Linked DNA regions of Homo sapiens: all the other regions are linked to region 1. Evidence: chromatin loops called from intact Hi-C (ENCODE). Cell type or tissue: GM12878. All regions are shown on one strand. Links, peaks and the distances in the headings refer to the core of each region. The heading gives the core; the rest is flanking DNA.

Region 1 (7,944 bases), core at 909-5,908:
ATTTGAAAATGGTTTAAAATTATCTGTGCTAAAAATGAACATTCTCATCAACATTAAAAAAAGTTAAGGCTGATATCATAAGTAGAAACCAAATTTGCAGCATACTCAGAGAATTAATAAAAATAGCACCAGTGACCTTATTTCTGTGACCTGGAGTCATGTCTTCCACGGGGCCCTGGGCTCGCACTGCTGGTCTTTGGGTTCCTGGTGCAGGCTTTCTGCTCAGGAGCTCACATCCTCATCGTGTCCCTTCTCTCTCCGAGGTTTTCCCCTGGCTTTTCTCCATATCCAGCCTCCTCCTTGGCGGTTGTTTCGGGAAGCCCTCTTCCTCCTAAGTGGGCAGTGTCCTTTTTGTGGAAAGCCTATCAGACAACAGAGTTCACCTGAGTGAACTGGACCTAGCTGGGGTGGGCTCCAGGGCTGCTGTCCAGGGGAGGGAGACCCCAAAACGACACTCTGTCTTTGCATGCTGCTGTCAACATGGTGATTAGGGCCCAGGCCCTGAGGAGCCATGTCAAGGCATCTGCTGATGGACACTGCGATGGCTTCCAGCATCTGGCGACTTCCAGTGGTTCCGGAGTGCATGACCCTGCACATGCTTCTTTAGAATAAATTCCTGGCAGGTGAATCTGTGGGCAAAGGGCACAGGCATTTTGATTTTGAAAGACATTGCCGCATTGCACTCTGGGAACCGTGTACCAATTTATTGCTCCTCCAGCCAGGGTCAAGAATGGGTAGCTTTGCTTTACATGTGAGTCACAGAAACATGGCGTCATCTCTGGGTGCTTCTAACTTCTCCTGCTGAGTGCAGTTCAAGCAGGGGAACGAACCCCTGGGCTGTCCAGTAGATCTGCATCCAGACCCACCCTTCACCACCCCAACTGCTCCACTCCCCAGGCCTGATTTCTGCCCCTTTGAAATTAGCAACCCCAGATCCAGTAAGAACCCAGAGAAGGCAAGTTTTTCTTTTAATTGGATAAAATTATCCTAGAAAAGTAGGCCATTGGAACAGATAGAGAATTCATCCAGAACAGACCCTGTAACTTCTCAGTACACCCATGAGAATCTATGTCAGAGAATTAAAAGAATCAGCAAGTAAGATGACATAAAAAAGTATAAAATCAGAATATTGACATTATTTATAGTAGAAATAACAGAAGCATGAATAAACATAACACTAATGATTGTGTAAATTCTAATACATCCACGCTAAGGGAGATTATTCATCTCTATACTAAAAGAGGAATGATGAAGTCACGAAACGCGGTGTAACTGTGAAAGAATGGGGTTGTCACCATGCCAGTGCGTTTGCAGGGATTTCCAAGGTAACATTGTGTGAAAAGGACAAGACGTAGACTAGAGTGATACATATCCCATTTTTGTAAAGCCACGCCAAAATCCCCTATGCGTGGGTGTGTTTCTGTATATGTGTTTAAATATGCAACATTTGTATCTTGGTATGTGATTATCAGAAAGGCACGGGCAGTGCATTCAAGGTTGTTAGTGGGCCGGGGCGAGGAGGGGGCCACAGAGGTGAGGCAGTGGCAGGAGCTGGGGAGAGAAAGGACTGTAAACACCAGCCTGTGGGCTCTGACCCAGGTGTGTATTTGTGTGGAATTGTGTGATATGATCAAATGAGTAAAGTCAGCCTGCTGGCAGAGGTGTTTCTGAGGCCTGCTACCCAGGGGTGGTGTTTCATGTTCACTGCGCCTTCCTGATGTCCGGGTGCTGAGACACGCCCATGCCTGTGTTTGCTGTATGAATGAGGGTATGGAGGAGTGAGTCTGTTCCACAAGAGGAGAGGAACTTAGGGAAAGAGATGTGTTCTCCTTGGAGGCCAGAATGCCACATGCGTGCTGGTTTAGTCGGTGGATCCCAGTCATGCTGGCACAACTGGTCTGTACTGCCGCAGGTAGGTGGGAGCTCAACTTTCTGTCCTCCCTAAGGACTGGCTGGCAGGGTGCGAGGGAGTGAGGACCTGAGGTTAACACAGGGGTGGATGCAGGTGTGGGCTGGCTCAGCCAGGGACCGAGAGGAGGGCTCAGGCGTGCACTACTCAGCGTTTCTTGCTGAAGCCACACACCCAATGAAGGTGCTGGGCATGGGGACTGGTGCCGTGGAAGGCATTTGGGCCTGGCCTTAGGGAAAATTCAGCTGCACCTACTCCTGGCGCTTGTGTTCCCCGCTCAGGGTGTGCAGGCCAGGGAGGTGGTCTGGTTGTCTAAGGTGGGAGAGCCCCCGATATTGATAGACAGTCCTGCCAAGGCTGCACCCAGTGGGAAGGGCAGTGGTCGAGGAGCGTGTGGGAGGTTGGGAGGAGTCCCAGGGCCCGCCACGGTGCGCTCTTTCTTCCTGCAGGTGGCCACTTCCTCCCAGGCGGCCACTTCCCAGGCTTCAGGCATGGGAAGCGTCCCAGGCATGGGCACCTGCCTTGGGGTGGCTCTGACCTGGGGGGTGCAGGAGCCCTGTGCCAGTACAGGAGCACCTGGGAATGCCAGTCCCCGAGCACCCGCTCCTGGGGCCTGGTGGTCACAGGGAAAAAGCATTTCAATAGGACGGTCATGAACCGTGGTCTGAAGGCTGACTCTGGCCAGTGACTGGGCTTCTCCTAGCCCACAGAGGCTTAAATTTTTAAAAATTGGTTGTCAGTATTCCAAAACACAGACATTTTATCTAAAATTTGGGATTTCTTTTTTTTTTTTTTTAAATAAAACAAGAAGAGGAAGATGTGGCCACGCTGGGCTTCCCCCTCTGGCTGGAAACGATGCTGGAGGCGAGTGGCTACCACCCCTGCACTCAGGGCGAGGTCCCCAGGGCCCCCCGGTCCCCATGGCCTCCCCGTACCACAAGCAGCTGCCCCTCCTCATCACGTTCGCATCGCTCTTCTGCTTTTAGGAGACAGTGAAATGCTTCCTGCTCTTGTCTTGGTGGGAAAGTGACATATGCACTGAGAAGGACTTGGGTTAGAACTGTGGGAGGGAGGATGCTTGTTTTGGCAGCACAGTCCCACCTGGTGGTTATGTCTGCAGGCCCCCACTGGCCTCCTGAGCTGATGCCCTGCCTCTCAGGAGGCATTTGAGGTTGTAGTTTCTGAGTCAGAGGAGTCCGTGTCCTGAAACCAACTGCAGGCTTTTCTGGGCATTTCTAAATCTAGCTATGGGTGGGAAAGGAAGGGCACCGTGGGGGCACACCACGCCTTCCTGAGGCAGGAACGGCAGTGCAGCCTCCGCCCAGACCCATGGTTCTAGGCCCCGTGCCCCGCGGTTACCCAGCCAGGTGCAGCCTTGAGCCTCTCAGATGGGCCCTGGCTCCAGGGAAGGGCACAGGGCGGGCAGTGGCAGGGGCCTGAATTACACGGTGTTGCTGGGAGCTGTGAGAACCACTCTGAGCTGTATTTGCGGTCCCGAGGGTGTGTCACAGGCGGGACTGTGCCAACTGCAGTGCCGGCAGCCGCAGCATGTACAGCTCAAGTCAGAAACAGGCTCCCTCCACGGGGTCTCTGTGTGAATGTTAGCCAGACCACCTCCCAATAACACCTCCTGCATGCAGCTGGGGTTAGTAGTGGCCCCTCTGCCTCCCAGCCAGCTGGACACACAGGTCCCTCCCAGTGATGTGCCAGGTGGCCTTGGGCAGGTGCCTGCTCTGAGCCTCAGTTTCCCCGCTGTGACATGGGTGGGACCCTTTCCTTGTGGAGCTGTGGTGGTGATGAGGAGGCAGAAGTAAGCACAGCTCAGGCCCAAGCACCCAGCCTCAGCAGCACCCAGCCTCAGCACCCAGCCCTGAGCACCCAGCCTCAGCACCCAGCCCTGAGCACCCAGCCTCAGCACCCAGCGTCAGCACCCAGCCTCAGTCCCCAGCCTCAGCACCCAGCCTCGGCACCCAGCCCTGAGCACCCAGTCTCAGCACCCAGCCCTGAGCACCCAGCCTCGGTACCCAGCCCTGAGCACCCAGTCTCAGTACACAGCCTCAGTACCCAGCCTCAGCACCCAGCCCCAAACACTGCCTGACAGAGTGAAGTCACAGTGAGCCATGAGTATGAGGTCCCTAGGGATGTCCTGGCCCTGAGGACCCCTGAGAGTGGAGTGGGAGTGGGGTGGGGTGGAGCAGGCCTGGCTACTGCACCTGGGACTGCAGCCATCCCAGCATTGACCCGTTCATGGCCACAAGTCTCCTTCCATTCACTCTTCATAAGGAAGGTTCAGTCCTGTGGCTGTGGGCACCGGGGCAGGACGGTCTATTGCCCTGTTGATGGGGGTGGGGGTAACTGTGGAGGCTGGAGGGGCTCCAAGGAGAGGCCCCTCCACCCATCCCTGGACCCCTCTAATCCTGGAGGCAGAAGAGGGTCCTGCCTTGCCCAGGAGTAACAAGGAAGTTGGTTTGTTCAGCAGCGCCCCCCCGACTCCCCAAGCAATACTGTGGTTCACCAGTGTCTTCTGGCTGAGTGGGGAGGGCATGCATCCTCAGTACCATCCTCTTAGAGACCCAGAAAATTGTCACCATCCCTTCTGATTTCCCAGCCTGTGCAGTTCTTCCAGAAGGAGAGGGTGGTGGGCAAAGCCTGCTGGGTCCTTCTGCATGGGCTCCTTACCATTCCACCAGCAAGCCCTCCAGGTGCACGGGTGCACGCTGTTCCCGCCCCGCCTTACAGATGAGTTTTCCTGAGCCCTGTCCTGGGCTGCTGAGAGCTGGGCTGGGGATGGGAGCTGGGAGCTCACCCGGGGGAGGCGCAGGGGCATGCGTCCTTCCACCCCCTCCCGTCTCCTGCCCTACCCACCCCTTCCCATGCCCCTCCAGTCTCCCTCGAGACGCCCCCTCTCAGCCCCCAGGGCCCTCCCCTGTACCCTGTGGCCTGTGCCTCTCTGAGTGGAGAGCTGAGTGAGCCCTGGGAACAGGGCTGACACCTGCCACCCCCATCTCTCCCTTCAGTCCCCCCGACTCTCAGGCTGCTGGCCACCTGGGACATTGGGAAATGGGCCTAAGAGGTAAAAACCTGCACTTCGAGGTGGAGCAGCAGCCAGTTGCTGCCGGGACTCAGCTTTGCTGTCAGCTCAGCCCCAGCCCTGCCTGGGCACCTTGCAGTCCTGGGGGCAGGGAGACGTAGCTTCAAGGTTCTGAGGGTTCCACCCCTGCCCCTCTTGACAAATTCAATTGCCGTTGCCTCCTCCAACCAGACCCAGGCTGCTCCTTTTAGAGGAGAAGCATATGTTGCTTCATTTATTCCCTAATTCTCCTGAAGAAGTGTCTGCTCTGGAGTGTGCTGGGCTGGAGCCGCTCTGCAGAGGGAGCTGCAGCAGCCTCTGGGGTGGTCCTGTCTTGGGGGATCTTCTTTCGGGGCTACCCTCAGAATTGGGGTCTTACTCTGTGGGGCTGAGGGTGGGCCGGGTGACCAGGACTGGGAACATGGTCAGGGGCCAGACTGGACGTTCCCAGGGCAGATGGACGCATAGCCCGGCCGAGGGATCGGGTCGCTTTGCGGGGCAGCTGTGGGCTGCAAGGCTGTGGTCAGGGCTTGACGTCTGAAGCAGGCCAGGTTTCTGGTCAACACGTATTTTTTGTCATGAGTGTGTTGAATCTTGGGAATTAGAGTGGGGATGTGGGCCGTCTTTGAGAAGCCGCCAGCCCCCGTGTTAGGAGTGGGACAGGAGCTCGAGGGTTCTTTTTGGGACATACAGGAAGCTGGGGTGTCAGGAGACAGAGGGGTTCTGTAGGTTGAATTGTTTGTAAAGATGATACACGCATGTGGGAAAATGCAAGAACACAGAAGGCAGAGTGTGGAAACTGACGGTCACGGCCACCGTTCCCGCCTCCCAGCCCTGCCCAGAGCAGCGGCTTAGGGTCACGGCCACCATTCCTGCCTCCCGGCCCTGCCCAGAGCAGCGGCCTAGACACGCGCTTGCTTTTCTGTCATTCCAGACGCAGTTGCTGAGCCTGGGGCCCCGCTTTGCTCTTTGTTCTTTTTTTGTTTGTTTTTAAAATTTTCTGTACCTCAATGGATGCAAACCTTCCTTTAAACAAAGGGTAGTGAAGCATAAAGACTGCACCCTTTATTTTTATTTACAATTTATTTGTGTTAGAGACAAGGTTGCACGCTGTGGTCCAGGCTGGAGTCAGTGGCGCCACCTTGGCTCACTGCAGCCTTGACCTCCTGGGCTCCAGAGATCCTCCTACCTCAGCCTCCCAAGCAGCTGAGACTAGAGGTGTGCACCACCATGCCTGGCAAGATAGCACACTTTAAAAAATGTATGCACGTATCTTGGAGGTTGCTCCTTCTCAGGGTACACAGAGCCACATCTCCCGTGTTAACCACTGCATAGCTCTCCCGCGGGTGGACACTGAAGTCATGGTGGTCTTTGGCCGCAGCAAATAACCAGCATCCTATGCACACATCCCGCCTCCATCTGTGAGGATGGGTTCCCGTGGGGCACTGCTGGTCCAGGTTTACATCCCGCCTCCATCTGTGAGGATGGGTTCCCGTGGGGCACTGCCGGTCCAGTTTTATATCCCGCCTCCATCTGTGAGGATGGGTTCCCGTGGGGCACTGCCAGTCCAGGTTTACATCGCCACAACTGTTTAAAGCAGCCATCGTCTGGGGCACAGTGGGGACTCAGCCCTGAGTTCCCAGTCATGTTGAGTCCTGGGTTCTGCTCTGAGATCCACCTGCCTCCTGCTGCCCGGCTCTGCCTCCCACGGCCGACCACTGTGCTGAGTTGCAGGTCTGTCACTTGGGGCAGGTGATGGGAGGGGAGGAGGCCCAGCAGCTCTTCTCTCGCCCCTACACGTGGCTTTTTGGGCAGTGGCCACGCCTCTGCTGTGGCTGCAGCCCTGCTGGACAGTCTATGGATCTGGCTTCCACGGGGGGATTTGTGGCGAGGCTCATTCCTGGGCCACCTCACTACCCCTATGAGGTCCCCCTTTCTCTCCCCTCCCGAGGGTTAGCAATTCCCTGAGTCAAATGTTCCACTCTTTGAAAGGCTGGAGTGGTTTCTGTTTTCCCAGATGGCCCCAGACTGATGCACAAGCTGTGCGGCCAGGGGAGACAGCAGGAGCCCCCAGGGTTCCTGGTCTGGAAAACAAGAGGGTGATGGTCCCCCCAGCTGACACTTTCAACAAGGTCACTGTGACCCGAGGCAGGCCAGTCCCAGCATCTGTTCAAACACACAGCAGCCCAGCTGGGTCCTCGGGGAAGATCTCCTGCCTGTGGCCAGTCCTCTCCCGTCCTGCAGCACCCCTCAAGTGGCCAAGCAGCTCATTTCTACCTGTCCCCGGGCTGTCGGTTCATTTCCATCAGTGGACGTGAAATGTGCCAGCAACTGGACCCAGCCCGGGGGAGGCTGGCTGCATGCTGCTGGCACATGCTACGGCTGCCTACGGCCAGGGATGGCCGCCAAACCAGGGATGCCTGGAGTCACAGATCCGCCAGGGCCTGGTCACTCGTGCTGTCCAGGAGCCAAGGGCAGGAGTGCAGCCCAGCCAGGGGCTGAGGGCTGCCCTGAGGGGAGACAGGCCCCGTGAGAGCCTGGATGCCAGCCGCGGAGAGACCAGAGACAGGCAGGAGCCAGCCTGGCCGGGACAGGGTGGGCGTCAAAGGTTGGGGAGCAGATGGTTGGTTCAAGGGCTGGTGTGGGGGTGGAGTGTGGACCTAGCCCGGAGTTCCTGCTCTTGTGCCCGGGAGCCCATCCTCTGCTCACCCTGCTCTCTGCCCTACGCTTGGCTTCCTGCCAAGTCCAACCAAGGAGAGATGGTGCTGCTGGGGTGGGCGAAGGGGCCAGCCTCCTGCCTGGGCTCCTGCTGGCATGGGCGTCCCCCTGTGGCTCCAGCGCCTGCATGCAGACCCTCCCCTGCACCCCCGCGCCAGCCTCACCTGGGCAGGCTGGTCTGGTTCCAGTTTCTGCTGGTGGCCCGGCCTGGCTCTGCTGCTGTCCCCTCTCCCACTGTCCTCCCGCG
Region 2 (7,944 bases), core at 1,532-6,531, 210 kb before region 1:
TAAAGGGCTGGGATTACAGGCATGAGCCACTGTGCCCGGCCGGAAATAATTTTGTCTTTTTTATACTACTGTTTTTAAAGAATGATAGAGATTGGGTTTCACTGTTGGCCCGGTTGGTCAGCTGAAATGTTTGTGTATTTATATATTTGTTGTTCGAGACAGGGTCTTGCTCTGTTGCCCAGGCAGGAGTGCAGTGGCATGAACATAGCTCACTGTAGCCCTGAACTCCTGGGCTCAAGCAATCCTCCCACCTCAGCCTTCTGAGTAGCTGGGCTCACAGGCACTCACCACCATGCCCACCTAATTTGTTTTTTTGTGGAGTTGGGGTCTTGCTCTGTTGCCCAGGCCTGATCGTGTACTATTGGCCTCAGGCAATCCCACCTCAGCCCCCGAAAGTGCTGGGATTACAGGCATGAGCCACCATGCCTTGCCAAGAATCTTAACATTTTCTTATCTTGCAATGTCCTAGAAAAATCGTCATCTTAATAATGAATTTTAAAAAGTAATTTTACCTTTCTTTTAAACAGTACTACGACATTTCTGCCAAAAGTAACTACAACTTTGAAAAGCCCTTCCTCTGGCTTGCTAGGAAGCTCATTGGAGACCCTAACTTGGAATTTGTTGCCATGCCTGCTCTCGCCCCACCAGAAGTTGTCATGGACCCAGCTTTGGCAGCACAGTATGAGCACGACTTAGAGGTATTGTGGCCACTTTGCTGTTCAGATTGTTCGGTTTGGCTTGTTTATTCCTGGCAGTTTTGATCTGGAGTGTTAACGTTTTTCCATCTCTTCGTCTAGGTTGCTCAGACAACTGCTCTCCCGGATGAGGATGATGACCTGTGAGAATGAAGCTGGAGCCCAGCGTCAGAAGTCTAGTTTTATAGGCAGCTGTCCTGTGATGTCAGCGGTGCAGCGTGTGTGCCACCTCATTATTATCTAGCTAAGCGGAACATGTGCTTCATCTGTGGGATGCTGAAGGAGATGAGTGGGCTTCGGAGTGAATGTGGCAGTTTAAAAAATAACTTCATTGTTTGGACCTGCATATTTAGCTGTTTTGGAACGCAGTTGATTCCTTGAGTTTCATATATAAGACTGCTGCAGTCACATCACAATATTCAGTGGTGAAATCTTGTTTGTTACTGTCATTCCCATTCCTTTTCGTTTAGAATCAGAATAAAGTTGTATTTCAAATATCTAAGCAAGTGAACTCATCCCTTGTTTATAAATAGCATTTGGAAACCACTAAAGTAGGGAAGTTTTATGCCATGTTAATATTTGAATTGCCTTGCTTTTATCACTTAATTTGAAATCTATTGGGTTAATTTCTCCCTATGTTTATTTTTGTACATTTGAGCCATGTCACACAAACTGATGATGACAGGTCAGCAGTATTCTATTTGGTTAGAAGGGTTACATGGTGTAAATATTAGTGCAGTTAAGCTAAAGCAGTGTTTGCTCCACCTTCATATTGGCTAGGTAGGGTCACCTAGGGAAGCACTTGCTCAAAATCTGTGACCTGTCAGAATAAAAATGTGGTTTGTACATATCAAATAGATATTTTAAGGGTAATATTTTCTTTTATGGCAAAAGTAATCATGTTTTAATGTAGAACCTCAAACAGGATGGAACATCAGTGGATGGCAGGAGGTTGGGAATTCTTGCTGTTAAAAATAATTACAAATTTTGCACTTTTTTGTTTGAATGTTAGATGCTTAGTGTGAAGTTGATACGCAAGGAAAATGGTCCATGTTTACCCACAGTTTTCAGGTACTCCTAGACTTTAAAGATGTCTTGAACATTTAAGTTCTTCAGCAGTTCACACTACACCGTTTTTTTGTTTTTTTTTCCCCCCCGGGAGGGTTTTTTTGTAGGGCAGCACAGCAGAGCAGGACATGGATGAAATACTAGGAATATGCACAGTGGGGCAGTGTGGGGGCTTCTCAGTAATGGAGAACAGTTGGTGAAACTTTTTTTTTTTTTTAACTAAGCATTTAATTTATCTTGCATATTTTCCACATTTAAAAATGAATTAGGTCTATTAGGATAATTAGGAGTTTGATCCCATCAACACTATTCTTGTAGCAGTTAGGAATCTTGAGCTATTTTTTTCTCATACGATTACTATAGTCCAGTTTACCAAAGTTTTCTTTAGATGTCTGATAATCTTGAGATGATTGCTTACCTTAAAAGGTATAGAAAGGATCACTTAAATATATGGAAAAATGAAATAAGGGTGAAGCTGAATAAAGTTCTACTTACTGTATTAACTGGCAACAGTTGAGTTTCTTAAGATCTGAATTGCTGTGTATGTTACGCTGTATTCAGAACCAGTTTCTAACCAGCCTGTGAGATGGGAAGTTTTTTCCCCATAATTGGGATGAAACCTTTCATTCAGGTATTTTGAATTGAAGGTGTATGTGTTGTTTGTAACCTTGTGGAGATTGCAAGTGGTGTTGACATTCTGGATCTTCTATGTAACAGTTGAAATTTGGAAGTGACGTCACTTACCTGTCTAACGTGGTGTGGGAGAGAATTTACAAGTCCTTTATTGAAAGAATAATTGTTGCAAAATATATTGCTTCTACTTTGCCTGGATTTTTTGAATCATCTCTAGTATTTGCTTTAGGAAATGCTGAAGAGTTAGCAGAGATTATTATCTTTTGGGGGGGCGGCGGGGAAGGGGTCAGTTCTCTCCAGATTGTACAAATGGGAAAAGTCTGCTCTCCATTTTTTGAAATCTCGTGTCTAATGGGGGAAGCCTTGAAAGCTTTATATGAAGTTACTGCAAACCAGTAATAGCTTATTAGAGCAAAGTCATTAAGAAAAAGCATAGTTAGTGCATAGGTCTTGTGTGGATATAATGTGAAACTGGTAAATTAGTAGTTTCAATTTGTGTGAGAGCCAGTTTTTTTAAAAAACCACATAGAATGGGATTTTTTAAAAAATTGTATCAATCATAAAATGTCTAGAAAAGATGAGACTCCAAAATAGCCTCCAAAGAGGACTGGTTTCCTGGCTAACTGTTCACCTGAAGGAACTCAAGTACAGAGAATTTCTGGTTTCTTTTGCAAAAACAGATCAGAAACACAAAAAATTACCTGCTGAGCAAATGGGATGAGGGTTGGATTCAGCTTTTCTTGCCAGCAAACTGACGGACATCGTGTATGATGTTTTCTGCCACTCGGGCTGTACAGGGCTATCCTGCCCAGCAAGATTACGTGAGACTAAGCTTTCCCTGTATGAGGCAGACCCTGTACTAGGACAGCACCTATCCTAACTCCTTGCAGCACCTTTTACCCTTGAAGCCGAGGGCATGGTGGGGAGAAACGGCACCTAACCATGGAAACCTTATCTTTAGTTAAGGGGTCAGAGTCCTATTCAAAAAACATCTGATGCATCTCGCCTGCTCCACATTTCCTACAAGGTCTTGCAGGCTCTGGTCACACGTGCATCTTGAGATCTGTGTGCATGCTGCTTTCCAGAACTCCCCCTTCCCTCTCCTGAAGTCGGTCCTACCAGTTAATGCTTTAGTTCCTTTAGAGTTCACTCTGCTTTTTACCTTGAGTTGGATGTCCGACTACAGACATTACAAGATTGCCTTCAGCCCTAGTCAGCATGGCAAATTTGCGATAGCGACTTTCCCTTCCTAGACTAATTGCCACGAGGGCGAGGGCCATGTCGCTGCTCTCTCATGTCCCTAGTGTTTATTAAATGTTCTATGGGAACCTCGAGGAACAGAGAACTTGGGGGTTAGAGATAGGGTGGGATTGATGGAGGTGGGTGGAGAGGAGCCGGGAGAACTTTATACACCATTAGGTCTGACTATTCTGAAGTCATGCTGGTATTTTCTTCCTGAGGTTTGTAGCCTACACTATCTTTTTAATTTTATTTATTTATTTATTTAATTTATTTATTTATTTTTTAGAGTCTCGCTCTGTCTCCCAGGCTGGAGTGCAGTGGCGCCGTCTCGGCTCACTGCAACCTCTGCCTCCCGGGTTCAAGCGGTTCTCATGCCTCAGCCTCCTGGGTAGCTGGGACAGGCATGCGCATACACTGTCTTTTATCCATTTATTCTGGCTTGTTTCTTTGGTGCACAGGAGTAGAGAGAGCCAGTGTGGACAGTCGGGAAGCTTGCGGGATGGACCTCAGTTAAAATGGTGCCATCAGCAGGTGTTGGGGCTGTGATGCTTGAAGTTTAGTTACAGGCGTTGGAAGAGGCACCTTGGATTTAGTTGGGTTTCAGTTCCCCTCCTTGAAGAAGCAAAACAGAAACCATTCCGTATACCTCAGTCTTCGGTAATGTGGACAGTTGAGTCCTTCTGTCAAGTCAGCTGTGCTCAGAGATACACCGTGCGATGCTGCAGTGGCTTTGCTCATGAAGCCTTCGCCTGGGGAGACAGGCAGTCAGGTTCCTGGGATGAGGCTGAGCGCCACAGTGAGTGTGAGGACGGACAGCTGAGGCTTTGGGAGCATCGCAGGGGCCTGGTCTGAGGCCTGAGAAGGAGGGCAGTGGAGTCCAGGAAAGACCCTCAGGGGGAAGCGCCCCTGGAGAGCAGGAGGGACGGTGGAGTGCGCAGGTGGAGGCTCTCAAGCAGGTGTGTGGGTTTTTTATAAGCCGCTTTACAGGTTTGGTATTTAGAACACAGTGGGAAGCCACAGAAGGCTCAAGCGTCATAAGATTTTGGCAACAGGAGTGGGTGCCCAGAGTCCAGGGGCACCCAGCCTTTCCCCCCCAAAGCCTGTGCTCCAGGAAAGGGAGGGTCGCACCGTGGCCACCACAAAGCCTCGTCGTCCAACCCCTCAGCGGACTCATCCCTTGAGTGAGTAGCCACTGCGAATGCCAGGTGCCAGCCCCACCCACGCAGTGGGCTTCTTAATGAGGCAGGAGAAAAGGATTCGGGGCTTCTCCAGTAGTTAGTAAGTGTGAGGTGTGAGCTGCAGTGCCTAAAGCCACCAATACCCGCGGTCAAGGTCAGTTTCCGGTGACAAAACTATGGGTCAGGCAGGTGGTCGAGTGGCTGTGACAAGGTGGTAGCACTGTGACCACCCCCCAGGCATGAAGGATGGGAACCAAATTGCAGGGAATGGCAGCTGGAAGCCGGCGGGCAGGGGAGCCGGGTGGGGCAGAGCTGCAGGTCTTGGGGAGAAGCATTTGCTTTTTGCTTCCTCCCTCCCCTCATGTCTGACCTCCTTTTCCCCTACCAAGGGAAGAAGTCATACATGCTGGGTATTGACAGTGTGGGGATTGGAGCAGTTAAAACAGACACAGTCGGCACAGTTCCCCCGACTAGAGGTAACTTGCTGACATTTTGTCATCTATCCTTTCAAATGTTTTCTAAAAAGAGGGGATTATACTATCGTGCAGTTTCCTAACCATTTTTCACTTTGTGTGACGGCCTTTTCTGTCAGTGAGTTTTACAGCCCTGTTCATAATTATCTAGTGATGCGGAGCGCAGCCAGGTCGTCATTTAGTGTGACAGCCTCTGTGGTTCCTGTCGGATTGTGTTGCTGTGTAGTCCCACTCCTCTGCATGCCGCTTGGCAGAGTGGGTTTAACTCTTGCAGGGAAGTTGATTTCCAGCTGTGTAGACCATCCGTGGTCTCTTTCTTCCACGTGCTTCTCAGGCTGTTGTGTTTGTTACTTTCTTTTTCTCTTTTGAGTCAGAGTCACACTCTGTCACCCAGGCTGGAGTGCAGTGGTGGGATCTCGGCTCACTGCAGCCTCAACCTCCCAGCCTCAAGCCATCCTCCCACCTCAGCCTCTGGAGTAGCTGGGACTACAGGTGTGTGCCACCACACCCAGCTAATTTTAAATTTTTTTTGTAGAGACAGGGTTTCACCACGTTGCCCATGCTGGTCTTGAACTCCTGGGCTCAAGCAATCCTCCCACCTCAGTCTCCCAAAGTGCTGGGATTACAGACGTGAGCCACTGTGCTGGCCACATGTTTGTTACTTTAAACTTATGAGGGTGTGTCCTGCTTTATAAACTCCGAATAGATGGAAAACCAAACTTACTTTTAAAATAAACTCTCTGGGTGTGTGTGTGTGTGTGTGTCTGTGTGTGTGTCTTTGTGCATGTGTCTTTGTGTATCTGTCTCTGTGTGTGTCTCTCTCTCTGTGTGTCTGTGTCTCTGGGTGTGTGTGTGTGTGTCTCTGGGTATGTCTGTGTGTGTGTGTGTGTGTCTCTGGGTGTGTGTGTGTGAATGTGTGTGCGTCTCTGGGTGTGTGTGTCTGCATGTGTGTCTCTGTGTGTGTCTGTGTGTCTCTGTGTGTGTGTGTCTGTGCGTGTCAGTGTGTGTGTGTGTTTGTTGATTTTCGCCATGTGAGCTTCCACTTTGCATCCCCAGCACTGGACATGGGCGAGAGGTGGAAGTCCTAACACATACTGAATTACACACATTTTATTACATGGTTCCCTTCATGCGATTTATTCTATAAATTCACATTTATGGCCATGCCCAGTGGCTCACGCCTGTATTCCCAGCAGCACTTTGGGAGGCTGAGGCAGGAGGATTACTTAAACCCAGGAGTTTGAGACCAGCCTGGGCAACATAGTGAGACCCCCCATCTCTAATTTTTTAGAAGTAAAAAATATATATTTTTATTAAAAAAATTCACACTTAATTTTTCAGAGATGTGCAAGGTCAGCATATGCTCTTATCCCTTCTCACATATTCATATTCTGTGATGCTCCAATTTGGAGCTCAGAAAATATTGATTGATGGTGTTGGATTTGGACTTATAAGAACAAAATCTGGGGAAAAATAGTGTTAACCAAAGGAAAATGTCATAACAGGAGGAAACTGAAAGCTTAAATTGCAAAAATAAAAAGCACATAATGGTCCAGATCCCAGGAGGCCCAAATATGAGAATACATTAGAGATCAGTTGATTAGAGATGGGGTCTGACTCCGTCGTCCAGGCTGGAGAGCCATGGCGTCGTGATCGTAGCTCACTGCAGCCTCGACCTCCTGGGCTCAAGCCATCCTCCAGCCTCCCGAGTAGCTGGGACTACAGGTGTGCACTGCCACACCTGTCTTTCTTGCTTTCCTTTTTATACGGATTTCTCACCTCTAGGTACTCCCGAGAGCGCCTCCTCTATCACCACAGATCCGCGTAGCCTGCATCACTGATCTCACCTCTAGGTACTCCTGAGAACTCCTCCTCCGTCTGTGGATCTGCGTGGTCTCCATCACTGATCTCACCTCTAGGTACTCCCGAGAGTGCCTCCTCCATCACCACAGATCCGCGTAGCCTGCATCACTGATCTCACCTCTAGGTACTCCTGAGAACTCCTCCTCCGTCTGTGGATCTGCGTGGTCTCCATCACTGATCTCACCTCTAGGTACTCCCGAGAGTGCCTCCTCCATCACCACAGATCCGCGTAGCCTGCATCACTGATCTCACCTCTAGGTACTCCTGAGAACTCCTCCTCCGTCTGTGGATCTGCGTGGTCTCCATCACTGATCTCACCTCTAGGTACTCCCGAGAGTGCCTCCTCCATCACCACAGATCCGCGTAGCCTGCATCACTGATCTCACCTCTAGGTACTCCTGAGAACTCCTCCTCTGTCTGTGGATCTGCGTGGTCTCCATCACTGATCTCACCTCTAGGTATTTCCGAGAGAGAGCGCCTCCTCCGTCACTGTGGATCTGCGTAGCCGGCATCACTGATGTCACCTCTAGGTACTCCTGAGAACTCCTCCTCCGTCTGTGGATCTGCGTGGTCTCCATCACTGATCTTACCTCTAGGTATTCCCGAGAGAGAGCGCCTCCTCCGTCACTGTGGATCTGCGTAGCCCGCATCACTGATGTCACCTCTAGGTACTCCTGAGAACGTCTCCTCCATCACTGTGGATCCACGTAGTCTGCATCACTGAGATGTGTCGCGTCATTTCTGTCTTCCTGTTGTGCGTTGCTTTGGCTGAAGTATAGAAATTGCATCAAT
Region 3 (7,944 bases), core at 1,733-6,732, 120 kb before region 1:
TGTTGGCGTCTGCTTCCCATTACTGGCCACTGGAGAATGTGGATGGGATCCATGAACTTCAGGATACAACTGGAGGTAGAGACGCGGGTGCTGAGAGCGGCTGTGGGCGCGGGAATCCCAGGGCCATCAGGAGGCGTGGGTGCTGAGAGTGGCTGGCCTTGAAATCCCAGGGCCATTGGGGGACGTGGGTGCTGAGAGTGACTGTGGGCCGGGGAATCCCAGGGCCATCGGGGAGCAGATGTGGACACAATCTGCTTTGAAGCCACGGTGATAGAGATGAACAAATACTTGTGTAACTTCCCGTAATAGTTATTTCAAAGCTTTTTTTTTTGTAGAGATGGGGTCTTGCTATGTTGCCAGGCTGGTCTCAAGCTCCTGGCCTCAGCAATCCTCTGGCCTTGGCCTCCCAAAGTGCTGGAATTACAGGCGTGAGCCACTGTGCCAGGCCACGAAGCATTTTACTAGAATTTTTATAGAGAGAGCTATTGCGTATTGAATGGGAGAATTTCTGATTCAAAATATGATTAAAATGTGCATTTTCCCCAACAATCTTGAAACAGAAGCTGGCCTGAGGATGCCTCTATGTGCAAGTCAGGCGTCTGTTTTCTACGTTGAATGGACTAGCGTCATCTGCACACTGACCACAGCAGGGGCCTATTGATGAAGCAGATGTCAAAGGTCATGCCAACTAAGACCAACTCACATGTTTGAAGGGCCCCCGTTTCATTCAGCAAACGCATCCCCATCTACCAGTCAGCTTCCCCACACATCAGCTCCATTTGAAAAGATTAAGCATCGCCTAAGACGTTTCCAGTGAGGCCCAATTCCAAATAGTCTGTTTGAGTTCATTCAGACATTTGCTGGTAGGAGAAACCTCACATCTTTCTGGGTATTTTTTTCCCCTTTCTAATAAGGACTTTTTAAAAACCGTAAGCTTTGTATGACAGTTTTCCATTTTTATTTTTATTTACTGATTGCTCTTGATCATGTCAGATGGCTGACATGGGCGGCGAGGGTTTACCGTACAGCAATCCTAGCACGTGCTTCGGTCGTCCCTGTTCCGTGGGAGGCGTTTTATTTTTAAAACCATGTATTGCTGGTGACTGTGATTTCCACATTGACACACTGGCATTTTCCTTACTCCTGTGATTTAATGTGTTGCTGGACATCACCGCTGAAGCTTCTGAAATGTTTCCTTAAAATTTGCAAACTGAGACCCATCGGTGCTGCCTCTGTTGCTGGTGTTCTCAGACTGGGGCGCCGTTGAGGAGCACGCGCTCCGTGAAGGGCACCTGCGTGGGTGCCACGCGCTCCCTGCCCAGCATCGCTCTCATCCGCCTGCCTGTAGGGCAGCAACATGGCCACATTTGGAAACCACCCTACAGCCAGATGTCTTTTCCAAAGGGTCGGCCTGGCAGGGCTGAGAAAGCCCTTGTGCAAGTTTGTTTCACCACTGGCTCGGGTTCAAACGAACCACGTTCCCTTGTTGGCATCCAGTTTTCTTTTTTCAAGGCCTTTATTTTAAAGCCATGGAAAGGGGGTCATTTCACCAAGTGGAAATGCCTTCTTGAAACAGCTCACTGTTCCAGGACCCAGCAACTAAAATGCTAGGAGTTTTTTCAAACAAAAGCTTGAATAACTGTCAGTGTCTTTCTCTCTTCACCCCTATACCTGAACTCATTGTGGTGGCTTAAATCAGTAACTCTTGGTGCTTTGAAACCTTTACCTATGAAAAATTCTTCTCCTAAGGTGATATATTCACACAGATACAGTTACACACTGTGGCTGAATTTTGCTCCCTGAATATATTGACTTCCAGTAAAGCACTAATATATCCGTGTTAGTCCTGGAACATTGCAATGTGGAAGGTTTCTCTGCACTTCCCTACTGGATGCATTCTCTAGGTTGTAATGCTATGCTGGCATATTTGAATTGATTACAGCCTTCTTAAGGGAGAAAAGAAAAGAATAGACCCCATCAGCACATTTTGCTGCGGGGAACAGGTGAATAGCTTTGGCAAGCCTTTTGAGGATGTGCGGCTTTGTCGTTTGTTGCCGAACTCTCCGTCGTTTTGTCCATTTGTCATCATCTCACGCAGTCATTTTCATGCAGAGTGTCTGTCTCATCAGTTCTTGTGACATCATAACCATTCATCCTTTTGTTGAGCCTGTGTTATGAGTGGCCAAGTTCAATTTCATATCTCTCAACTAAGTATCTGCCTATGTGTTGGAGCCAGAAAATTAGAACTATCGCTTGCGGCCAAATTCAGCAGCCATCACGCCCTGGTGTGGGAACTGAGTGGGGCCACTGGAGTGGCCGAGCTGCTGACCAAAGTAAACAAGGGTGGTGGAGGCTGGGGGATGTGAGGTCCGAAGAGAAAGTCCAGGGTGCTCTTGGATGAAAGAGCCCCTCCTGGTGCCTGCTGCAGGTTGAGAGATATGTTGGTCCCATTTGTCTTTTGTCTCACTCACTTGCTGTGCTTTTTCTTTTTGTTGTTTCACCCAGCGTCCCGAACCCACAAGCTCACTGTGCTTCCTTCCCGTAATGCTACTTTTGTGTATTCCAATGATTCTGCCTACTCAAATCTCTCTGCAACTGTAGGTGAGCATTTATGTACTTTTGTTCTTCGTTCTGTCAAGTTTGGATCTACGATGAATTCTAAGGCCAATTCTGTTTGGTAGTATCTGAATTCACTATGTCTTGGCTAGCAAGTGAGCAAATGTCCCAGTCAAGACAGCAGATCCAAGGTGTTAAAAAATAACCACTAGGGTTAAGTCTAAAGGAAGATTGCAATACATTAGAACAGGGGTCCCCAGTCCCTGGGCCACAGACTGGCAGCAATCCGTAGCCTGTTAGGAACTGGGCTGCACAGCAGGAAGTGAGTGGTGGGTGAGTGAGTGAAGCTTCACCTGTATTTACAGCTGCTCCCTATCGCTCACATTACCGCCCGAGCTCCACCTCCTGTCAGATCAGCAGCAGCATTAAATTCTCTTGGGAGCACAAACCCTACTGTGAACTGCACATGTGAGGGATCTAGGTTGCATGCTCCTTATGAGAATCTAATGCCCGATGATCTGTCACTGTCTCCCATCACCCCCAGAGGGGACCGTCTAGTTGCAGGAAAATAAGCTCAGGGCTCCCCCGATTCTACGTGATGGTGAGTTGTACAATTATTTCATTACATATTGTAATATAATAATAACAGAAATAAAGTGCACAATAAATGTAATGCACTTGAATCATCCCGAAACCAACCTCTCCAACCCATCCATGGAAAAATTGTCTTCCATGAAACCGGTCCCTGGTGCCAAAAATGCTGGGGACCACTGCACTAGAAGGTATATATATTCTTTCAAGTTCCCAGGATTGTCTAAGCCAGCTGCTTGTTTTCAGAACAAAACAGACCCAAGATGAGACCTTTTCTAGACATAGAGATTGTTTGGATTTTTAAATGAATTGTCTTCTTTGGGGGAGGAAAAGCATGCCATTTTAATGGAAAATTAAAGTTAATTTAAAAATACCTCATCAAACATTTGATTTCTTATAAACATTAAAATCAGCATTTCGTCTGTAGCTGGACTTTAAAAAAATCATTAAAAGCTGTTTGTGAAACATATACCCACAAGAATCATAGTTAAATTATTGTCTTATCTGATAACCTCCAGAGCCTACATGGCTCAACATGAAGCTCAAAGCAAAAGGGGTAGTAGCAACTGAGGCATTTATTAGATCAGCATAGAAGCCAGTTCTGACCCTGTCAATCTTACCCTGTGATCCTTTTCAACACAAAAACTGACTGCTCTTTCAACTGTAAGGTGATTGGCTTCCAAAATTAATGTTTCCAGTCAAGCAGTCTGACTTAGGGGTTTATACAGCCTAGCTCAATTACGCAACCACTAGTGATCCATTTAACCTTGCAATATATAGGTGTCCCTCAGCAAAAATGGGATAAAATTTAAAAATGAGTTTAAAAGCAGTAAGGAAAAACACTGAGGTCCCTTGAGTCGGTTATCCATGTGACAATATAGCTGGAAAGCCTGAGCTGGGGTTGGGGTCAGGTCCACAGACCCTGTTAGCTCTCCCGTGTGTCTTCAGCTGGGCTGACGGCTGCCGGGGGCTCAGACATTCTCCCTGACCCATGTGGTAGCAAAGATCTCTGAGCGATTATGACCCCAGTTAACAGTAAATCCTACTCGCTCCTGATTTTTACAGTCTTCACTTATTTATTCTGTAAACGATTTACCCCACACACTCACCATCAGATACCCTGGCCATGGGAACGGGACACAAGATGATTGGACGGGGCAGTGCCCCTCGGGATTTGCGGCCAGCTGGGCTTGTCACCCACAGGCTCTCCTGGGACTATGCAAAATGTTGCTCGGGGTTTTCCTCCTGGCGCCTGAAAATGGGTTCTGCTAAAATCCCGAATCTACCTGTCCAGGTTCAGGGGATTTCAATTAAAACTCAAAAGGAGAAGGAGTTCAGCTGTAGCTTCACGTTCACACTTGCACTGAAACGTTCCACTTGGAACACTCAGCATGAGGACGGGAGTGGGGAGGGCTCGAAAAGCAGGTCGGCACAAAGTCCAGGACAGGAGGCGGTCGCCACGCCACGCTTGGTAACCCATCTGTTGGCAAATATCACAATTATCACATCATCATACGATATGATATGCAATATGAAATCCATATGCAAAGGTCTGTATGCATTTGTATATAATACATGCATATTATATACAAATACATTAATATCATTTAATATTAAATTTTTATCTGACATACACATTAATAATTTACAATTTAATTACTAATAATATTACTGATGCTATGAATATTATCATAGAATAATATATGATGTTATAAATATATACTTAGATAAATAATAATGCATACTTACACATAAGTTATTTGTAGGTCTGACACACATCTTCAGACTTTTAATCTCGGAAGGTTATTAACATATGATGTTGTCATTTTTCTTCCTTAGATATTGTGGAAGGGAAGGTCAACAAAGGCATTTACCTGAAAGAGGAAAAGGGAGTCACGCTTCTCTATTACGGCAGGTACAACAGCTCCTGCATCAGCAAGCCAGAGCAGTGTGGCCCTGAAGGTGAGTGGCTGATCCCTGCGGCATCTTTGTCAAGCATTTCATTCTCAGGGAGCACCTGCTCCTCTGGTGACTGGAAGATGTGAACCTGAGGTTCTCATCAATTGCAGAATGCGTGAGAATGTCAACGATGGATCGGAGGGCAGGGGAGGGAGGAATACAGGCAAGGAGGTTACTAAGCAGAGACTTGTCCTGGTGGCTGGAAGTTATAACATCCTCTTACAGAGATGTGAGATCAAAATACTTAATCTTGTAAAGGATGAAAAAAAACCTTCCTAAAAAACAGACACAGCGATGTCACAGTGGGGACTGGACAGGGCCGTGGCGTTTGTGGGAAGGAAATTGATGGCATGGCACCTGCAGTGTGATTTCTGGCTCTGGGATGTTGACGGTGAGCGGGCAGGGCATACCCAAGAACACTTGCGCCTGGTTTTGGTTCTTTTACATTCATCGAGAGGGGCTGGGCAGTGGCTCGAACTGTCCCGGCAAGCGGTCGCAGGCTTGTGGCTAAAGTCATGCCATGGACAGAGCAGAGATGCAAAAGAAAAACTGGCAATCGACTTGCTTTCGTTTGCTTTTACCGTGTGAAGTGTAACCTGCTCTCTCGTATCTAGGCTTCAGGCAATGCACGTCTGGATCACATTGCAAATTTTCTGGGAAATTGTTCTCTGCCTTCCAAACCAGCTTGGAGCCTTCAAGTTCCTTTCTCCTAGGCAAAATGAAAGTTATGATTTCTAGGGAGGAACAAAGCTTAATGCAGTCCTCGTAGGAAGCTCTAAGGCATTTTGGACATCAGATGGCCTTCTGTGATGAGTTCATTGTACATGATTGTAGGACAAAATGGACTTTGTTCCAGTAAAAATAAACAACAGCTTAGCAAGGCAAAAACATGTGGGAGGACACATCTTGGGCTTTGTGGAAACCAGAATTTTGAGCAATGGTTATGAGGCCCAAAACCACGGTCAGGTTTACAAACTCATAGTTTATGCTGTTCCTGAGTTCAAGCAGCTCCATAAACATCCCAGGCTTATTTATTTTTACAAAGTAAAAAACAACCATGGGCTCGGCGTGAGCTCGGTGGCAGGGGCGAGGAGGACGGGAGAGTAATATGTGCTCCTTCCTTGCATTGGATTCGGGAAGGGCGGGGGCATATCTGTGGTGGCTTTTTCTGGGTTTCTAGAGAACGGCTTCTCTTTGGAGTAGAGGCATCCAGAAAGCTCCAGCAACCACACTGGAATTGATCTCATTTGAGGACAAGGATGGTGCAGGTGCCAGGGGTTCCAATGCCTGGGACTATCACAGATAATGAACCCAAGAAAGGAGACAGTGATGGGACCAGCGGGAAATCAGAGCTACTGGACAAGTTTTATCTGCACGCCGAGGTCACACATGAGAGGCCTTTGAGCTGATTCTGGCCTGTGGCTGTGTTCGGTTGGACGGGCATCGGGTTAAAATTTTAAAATTAGCTGTCAACACTGAAAAATAGGAAATTTCCACAGATTTCCAGTTTTTCTTGATAAATCTCTCCTGACTTCTCTGGCTGGCTGGAGCTAAGTCGCGGTGGCCCTGGACTTCCGTCTCCAGTTCCCCTCAGTCCCCACCAGACTTCTCGACTCTTCAATAATCTTCAGGTCGAACAGAGCCTGTCCGCAGCATGAGCTCTGGGGCCAGAAGGCGTGGGTTCCACTTCCGGTTCCGACCTGTTTGTGGGGATCTTGGGCAACCACTGCTTCCCTTTGAAAAGCCTCATCTGTAAAGTGAGTGAATAAAAGGACCTTCCCATACAGTTGCTGTGAAGACTGGAAGAACTATTACAGCATGTTCCTGGCATGTGGTTGGTCCAGCTGTCGGGAGGCCTTTTGGGTTTATCGCTCATGTGTCCATGATTCCAAACTTCCCCTTCATCACTAGGGTATCTTTTCTAAGAACACCACTTTGCCTGCTTGGAGGGTGACTTCTGACAGACGGGCCGTTGTGGTTGAACTGATCATAATAGCTGCATACCCTTGTTGAGCCCCGACTCTGCACCAATCCTTGGTCTAATCCCAAACATGTATTCACTCATTTCATGCCCCCAACATGAGACACACAAGAACATGGGTGAAGAAAGAGCCATGAACTCGGGCTTCATGTCCCGCTGTTGACAATTTCTTTTGTGTCATGGTTAAGCAGAACTTTTAAGATACTGTTCATGTGGCCACTTTCTTTAGAGCATGGCCAGATATAAACCGGGGGTGCGGTGGCTCACACCTGTAATCCCAGTGTTTTGGGAGGCAGAGGCAGGATGATTGCATGAGCCCAGGAGTTCGAGACCAGCCTCGGCAACACAGTGAGATCTTGTCTCTAACTTAAAGAAAAAGAAAAGAAAGGAAACAAAGTCAGGAAACCTTCAATCAACGCTGGCTCGGTGAGAGGCTGCTCTCGTGAGGCCTGATGCAGACGCAGAGGGTAGGTGGGGCATTTCTCACTGTGCCCCCCTGGGTCTTGAGTTCAGCCTCACAAGGTGACCGGGCCATGAGCCTGTGCGAGGGCCATGGCATGCCTTTCCCGCTTTCCTCTGCTGTATCCTTGGCTCAGGCGGATTCTCCTGGGGCCCTGATGAGCTTGTACTTCTGTGTGCGGGAAAACAAGCCGTGAACAGGGAAGACCTGCCCAGCATTTTCCAAATTAAAGTCCCTGTAGCAGGAGGCAGAGGAGGCCTTCTCAGGGGGCACCTGGAGCAACTAAAACAAAAATCAATGGTTATGTTTTTATTTTAATATACTGGGCGCATCAGAAACGAGTTTTCACATATATTATTTAAGAGGAGACTTCAGTGAGCATTGAGCTTTAAAAATG

The links. Peaks named below come from ENCODE experiments on the same cell type or tissue, not always from the same donor. Only the 100,000 strongest peaks of a DNase experiment are listed, where the experiment ranks them.
Region 2: a loop joins it to region 1, with 5 times the contacts of the local background. A loop is called at or near these places in 1 of 110 quality-filtered maps.
Region 3: it touches region 1 in a loop (6-fold over the local background); 1 of 110 quality-filtered maps calls a loop at or near these places.

What each region holds. Positions count from the first base shown.
Region 1 is chr12:131,090,193-131,098,136 of GRCh38, forward strand. The region is part of intron 15 of ADGRD1 (adhesion G protein-coupled receptor D1); the gene reads left to right. Among named protein-coding and RNA genes, the nearest start is that of LINC01257, 71 kb to the right of the region's middle. RefSeq lists enhancers at 1,187-1,286, 1,747-1,906. In GM12878, for the core only: a CTCF peak has its summit at 3,024 (motif pointing left); DNase peaks (open chromatin) are centred at 1,339, 1,859 and 2,999; H3K4me3 peaks cover 820 bases; H3K27ac peaks cover 2,833 bases.
Region 2 is chr12:130,875,085-130,883,028 of GRCh38, forward strand. RAN (RAN, member RAS oncogene family) reads left to right here. Exons shown (of 7, transcript NM_006325.5): 6 at 528-698; 7 at 798-2,594. The coding sequence ends at 842. Among named protein-coding and RNA genes, the nearest start is that of RAN, 7.0 kb to the left of the region's middle. RefSeq lists a silencer at 3,320-3,614 and enhancers at 4,127-4,346, 4,367-4,636, 5,517-5,566, 5,587-5,676. In GM12878, for the core only: no CTCF peak of the experiment used is centred there; a DNase peak (open chromatin) is centred at 4,277; H3K4me3 peaks cover 2,014 bases; H3K27ac peaks cover 2,556 bases.
Region 3 is chr12:130,966,472-130,974,415 of GRCh38, forward strand. ADGRD1 (adhesion G protein-coupled receptor D1) reads left to right here. Exons shown (of 25, transcript NM_198827.5): 3 at 1-75; 4 at 4,987-5,109. LOC124903054 (a long non-coding RNA gene) reads right to left here and starts at 4,987. Exons shown (of 2, transcript XR_007063527.1): 1 at 4,897-4,987; 2 at 3,705-4,627. In GM12878, for the core only: no CTCF peak of the experiment used is centred there; a DNase peak (open chromatin) is centred at 4,320; H3K4me3 peaks cover 311 bases.